Regions from separate parts of the Homo sapiens genome. Here region 2 is linked to region 1. A link is an interaction called in ENCODE POLR2A ChIA-PET data of the cell type or tissue named here. Cell type or tissue: Panc1. All regions are shown on one strand. Links, peaks and the distances in the headings refer to the core of each region. The heading gives the core; the rest is flanking DNA.

The links. ChIA-PET counts read pairs that join two places held together with the same protein. Peaks named below come from ENCODE experiments on the same cell type or tissue, not always from the same donor. Only the 100,000 strongest peaks of a DNase experiment are listed, where the experiment ranks them.
Region 2: POLR2A ChIA-PET joins it to region 1 with 6 read pairs; 2 of 35 experiments call an interaction of 5 or more read pairs at or near these places.

What each region holds. Positions count from the first base shown.
Region 1 is chr5:142,303,711-142,306,622 of GRCh38, forward strand. No RefSeq gene overlaps it. Among named protein-coding and RNA genes, the nearest start is that of SPRY4-IT1, 13 kb to the right of the region's middle. In Panc1, for the core only: no CTCF peak of the experiment used is centred there; no DNase peak of the experiment used is centred there.
Region 2 is chr5:142,507,502-142,510,413 of GRCh38, forward strand. No RefSeq gene overlaps it. Among named protein-coding and RNA genes, the nearest start is that of FGF1, 180 kb to the right of the region's middle. In Panc1, for the core only: no CTCF peak of the experiment used is centred there; no DNase peak of the experiment used is centred there; H3K27ac peaks cover 382 bases.

The sequences.
Region 1 (2,912 bases), core at 269-2,768:
ATGCAGAACAGGGAGAATCAGGGTATGGCCAAGTGGGAGTGTTACTGATACATCATTAAGGGTGATGTCACTTTTGTAGAATTTTTTTTTTGGAGACGCTATAGATTGGTTCATAAAACCACAATTTCCTAGAGAGATAGAAAACCTGGCTGCTGTTCTTGGCTTTGCAACTAAGCTTCTGTGGGACCTTGGGCAAGCCGCTTGTCTCCTCTCAGGGTCTCACATCTCCATCCACAGAACAGAAGTAGGTGGATTAAACCAGTGATTGAACCCTCACATTTTGGGGAGGCCACTTACCTCTCTGAGAATCTGGAAAGCGTCCCTCAGAAAAAAAGCACACACAAACACACAGAACTTTATCTATAATATCAAAAGGTTCACCAACAGTCCTCCCTCTTTAACCCCCAATGCCTCAACACACAGACAAATTCTGGGCTAGGAACCACTGGCCTCTACAACCTCAGTCCTTTCTGGGATGATGACTCTGGAAACTGCATCTGAGTCACAGGCTTGCGGGGTGGGCATCCTTAGGAAGCCACCAGACGGGGGTTGGGACATTATGATGGTTTGACTTAAAGTGCCCAAGGAGGCCAGTCAGACCTGACGCCAGCCAGCATCAAGCGCGGAGAGTCCAGCGGGTAGCAGAAATGAGAAAATAGGCGAGGCGTAAGAGACATCAAGGTGCAAACACAATGATTGATGGCAACGGGCACCCAGCCCAGGGGAACTGGGCAGTGGCACTTAACTGGGAGAGCTGCTGAAGGAGACTGAAGGGCTGTGCCTGGTTTGGGAAGGGAAGCTGCCCTTCTGCTCTAGCCCATCGCTGCCTTAGGGAATGGGGGCCCAGCAGGGCAGCTCTCGGTATTTTTCAAGAAAAGTTTTCATCGTAATTTGAAACCTCTTAATTTCTGAATGATGACAACCAACAGTTTTTGAAACACTGTGGGCCAAAAGCTTGTGACTTCCTGCCTACGTGGTCCAGACTGCCAGGCTGAAGATGAAGAAACTGAGGCTAAGAGGAGAGGAGAGGCGAGTTCTTCTATTCTCTGCTCTCCAGTCTTTCAGATATTAACAACAGTTGTCAGTGCTGGGCTGAGTGCTGTGCAAAGTCACAATCTAATCTTCCAACTACTATTAGAAGGGCAGCCACTTTCCCAAGATCACAGCTAATGAGGGCGGCAGAGCAGTGGCCCACGCAGCGGGCTGTAAGGCTCTGTGCGCTCTTCCCCACCATGTTGTTCTAAGAGGAGTGGCCCGTGGAAGGAGCAGTCACTTCTCAGAGAGCACCAAGGCCCATGCCAGGCACACTCTGGGAACTGGCCCTGGCTAGATGGACACTAGTTCTTGAATCCTGTTAGAGGTGCATCTTAGAGTGCTTTAGTAATCCAGGGCTGGCCAGGGAAATGGTCAAGGCGTGGCCTGGCAGGGTTGAGTGGAGCACTATTTGTAACATGGGGTTCCCCAACTCCTACCCCCTCCACTGCACCCCAGCTGCTTTGGCTCTCTGGTCCTGCCCCATCCATCTGACTCCAAGGCTGGCACAGGAGGAATGTGTCTTTGCCCCTGGAAGAGCAGGAGTGGCCTGCACCCCTCTGTCTCTGTGTAATACATCTTTTCCACAAAGCCACCAGATGCTGACTTTTTTTTTTTTTTTTTTTGAGATAGGGTCTTACTCTGTTGCCCAGGCTGGAGTGCAGTGGTATGATCTCTGCTCACTCAGCCTCTGCCTCCCAGGTTCAAGCGATTCTCCCACCTCAGCCTCCTCAGTAGTTGGGATTACTATTGGTGCCAACTATTATTAGAAGGGCAGTCACTCTCCCAAGATCACAGCTAGTGAAGGTAGCAGAGTGGTGACTCAAGCAGCGGTCTGTACCTGCCACCATGCCCGGCTAATTTTTGTATTTTTAGTGGAAACAGAGTTTCACCATGTTGACCAGGCTGGTCTCGAACTCCTGACCTCAAGTGATCTGTCTGCCTCGGCCTCCCAAAGTGCTGGGATTACAGGTGTGAGCCACCATGCCCAGCCAGACCCTGACTTTTTGAATTATCTGAAGCAATTTACAGCCCCCTCTCTTCTCTGTAAGATTATTGCCCCTTCCCCAAATAGTCTCTGGCCATCACAGCCCAAATTATTCTTTCTGTTGTAGAAGAAATCAGGAAAGCTGGCCAAAAGCAATGTCGTGTGGTAATAGAAGATCCTTCCTGAGATCAGTTTGAGAACAGCGTTGTTGTGGTTCAGTGGTTAGACCTGGGCTCAAGTCCTATCTTGATTAGTCTATGTGTTATTTGTTGAAACAAACTACATATTCTATCAACTTCTATAGAAGCACAAGTGGGAAGGAAGCCTCTTTCTGGGGACACAGGAAAGCAACCCAGGGCAGGTGCGAATTGAATTGATCTCAAAGAGGGGGCCTTAGCGAGCAGTGCACTGACTTTGGAGGCATATCCTCGGGTTAAAATTCCAGGTCTACCACTTATCAGCTGTGTGGCCTTGGGCAAGTGACTTTATCTCTCCGACCTTTGGTTTTCTCCTCTATACAATGGGGTTGATTATATCAACCTAATTTGACTGTTTTCAAGATTGTAAATGATGGTCGGGCGGGGTGGCTCACCCTGTAATTCCAGCTACTCAGGAGGCTGAGGCAGAAGAATTGAGTCTGGGAGGCAGAGATTGCAGTGAGCTGAGATCATGCCACTCACTGTACTCCAGCCTGAGTGACAGAATGAGACTCCATCTCTCTCTCTCTCTCTCTCTCTGTCTCTCTATGTATATAAATGATAATGCATCTGTACTCAGAAGTGATAATTACTGTAATGATTATTTTATAAGGCCACTTGGCCACTGTTACCTGAGGGCTTATTAATATTATAGAAGCAATCTAACTGCTGATTCTAATTAGAACATCACCCAG
Region 2 (2,912 bases), core at 101-2,600, 200 kb after region 1:
GAAAGGTAGATTCTCGAGCCCCACTCCCAAGAAATTTTGATTCAGCGATGGATATTGTCAACAAGTTCCCCCGGTTTTTCCGATACAGGTAGCCCGCAGGCCTCACACTGAAAAATGTTGTCATAGGAACTGTGACTATGACTAATCAGTTTTACCCTGTGGAGCATGAAGGTGGGTGTATTAGTCTCTGTCAATGTTTTCCAGAGTTATAGTCGCCTCTCTCTATAGAGAAGGAGAGTTGTTTACAGAATTATGCAGACTGCTGGTGAGGGGACAAACCGATTCACCATTTCTGCTTTCAGCCGGACTCAGAGTTGTAGTTGCTGAAATGTCAGTATCTATTATTCCTCAGGGACCTGATGACTACAGAGCTGACGACTACAGACCTGACATTTTCCTTTTCTCGAGGTTCTTAGCTTTCTTTCAGATTCAAGCCAACCACGCCACATGACTTTCTTGAGGGAACAAGAAAATCTAGTATATCATAAATATTAACTTTTCAGAAGTCTCCACTGCCAGAGCGTGTTAGGCAGCTTATTCAAGGTGCCGATGTTATTGTGCTATCTGCCCCATGCTCAGCTCTTTTCTGTAATTCATATTTCTTCCAAAGTGGACTCTGCCACTGACTGACTGGATTCCTTTCCAGACGTTTCGATCTCCTTCCTGTCTGACATTTCTTGGCTCTCAACCCCCCACATCAAGTTGTATGTGGCCGCTGTCGTACAGCTAGATTAGATGATGTTTACTTTGTTCTGCAGGAGTGTTTGTCAGGGTTTTATGTAAGATTAAAGAAATCTCCGTAAGTTAAGACACCGTGCGCCGGGCTGCCTTCCATGCACTGGCCTTTGGCAGTCGCAAAAGATCTTTTACCCTGTACCATCTTTGGCTGCTTGACCGAAGCAAATGCCTATTGCTTTTGGCTTTTTTATGTTTGTTGCTGTTAGAGAACTCAGCAGAAACCTCCAGATAAACGCTTTAGTTGTCCAGGTAGGAAACCAAAGTGGACCCTGGGCAGTTTTATTTGGAGACCTCTTCTGCTTTTGTGATTGTGTGTGTGCTGGTGGTACTGGAATACAGGTCTCTGGGTTGGAGAGCTTGTGTTCCGGATGCTGGCAATTTGATGTGAATGTGCTAGGGGAAGTCTGTATAGATTATCTTATTGGAAAGGCCAGATGGCAGCAAGCTCTAGAGTTCTAAGTCCCACTTTGCTCAAAGGTGCCTGAGGAATAGCAGCCTACTGACAGCTTGAAGTATGGTGCACTGGATAATTGGCTTCCTCATTTAGTAATTTGTCTGCTTTCTTTCCTCTTCCTCTGCTTCCTCTCTTCTTGTAAACTGATAGCCTCCTGCCTCTTCAATAGACTGATAAAGAGTCCCTGAGCAGCAGCTAAAGGGAGGGGGTGGCCAGAGCCCCAGGTGGAGAGAGTCATTTGGAAAACTGACACAGAAAATTACCATCCTTCTTTTCTGCTTTTCCTCTGCTTCGGTATCTCGATTTTAGTCTCTCCCTTTCATTTTCCTGTTATCTTCCATCACTGTCCCTTGCCACTTCATCTTATATATATATTTTTCTTTTATGGAAAAGAAAATTTCTTTGCTATTTTGTCTCTTTCTTTCTACTTTTTTCATCTTTCCCTTTTTTTTCTTTTATCCCCCTCATTCTGTTCCCTTTGCCTTCTTTGCTTTTGCAATTGTTCTAGTTAAAACTTAATTCAAAACAGGAAATTGCATCACATTTATTCAGGTTAAATTACCTTTTCCTTTTTTCATGTTTTTCTCTCCAAGGAAGAAAAAAAAATTGAAAAGCACATTTCCGGCTCCTTCTGGCACCTCCATCCCCTCAAATGTGTTTATCTTTAGGTGTTGGAAGTCTCAGGACACAACATTTCTGCTTCATTGAAAGTGCAGATGCACCCTCAGAGCTTTTACCCTTGGACCTGGAGAATGACGTCTGCTTTCACTTAATAAGTCATTTTGTTCTCCAGGTGGAATTCAGATTATTCCGTGGCAAATTTAGGAGAAGACCTGCCCCTGGTGCTGGAAGAGTTGGGTCAGATGCCTTAGCCTGTTTGCAGTCTGGAGGGTTGACATTGAAGTTCACCAGCTCCTCAAAATGCCCCCAGATGTTGAGCCATCCTGACAACAGAGGTAGAAGAAGGTCTCTGCCTCTGCCTTGTGGTAGACCAGTTGACTCCCCGGTCACCTACTGTTCCTTCTACCATCATAAGGCAGCCTGAGTGAACACCACTGACAAGGGACCTTGTTCAGAGGTAGGGGGACAGCTGCTGCATTCCACTACTCATCCCCATTTTTTTTTCTTATAGTTTACAGAGGCTGCCTGGGCCAGTGGCTCCCATTTTGTTTTAGAGAGCAGAGAATGGACCCTGGAGTCAGGATACTCCAGTTCAAATCCCACCTCTACCAACTGTGCTGTGACCTTAGGCAAATCACTCTGCCTCTCTGAACCTCAGTTCCCACCTGAGCTTCATGAGGAACTTTTGGCTGTTTTGTTCATAGCTGTATCCCCAGCATCTATCATACCTGACACATAGGAGGTGTTCAATTAAATACATTCCAGGGATGAATGTAGTGGTTAAGAACAAGGACTTCATGCCAGATTGCCTGAGTTCAAATTCCAGCTTGCCACTTACTAAGTATGTGAACGCGGGCAAGTCACTTCATCTGCTGGGCTCAATTTCTTCATCTGGGAAGACATAAACGATTGGCATTGATGTCCGAAGCCTACCGTAACAGATTACCACTGACTTGGTAGCTTAAAACAATAGGAATGTATTCTCTCAGTGGCGAAGGGCAGAAGTCCAAAATCAAGGTGTTAACAGAGCCATGCCCGCTCTGAAGGCTCTAGGGGAGAATCCCCTCTTGCCTCTTCTAGCTTCTGGTGGCACCAGGTG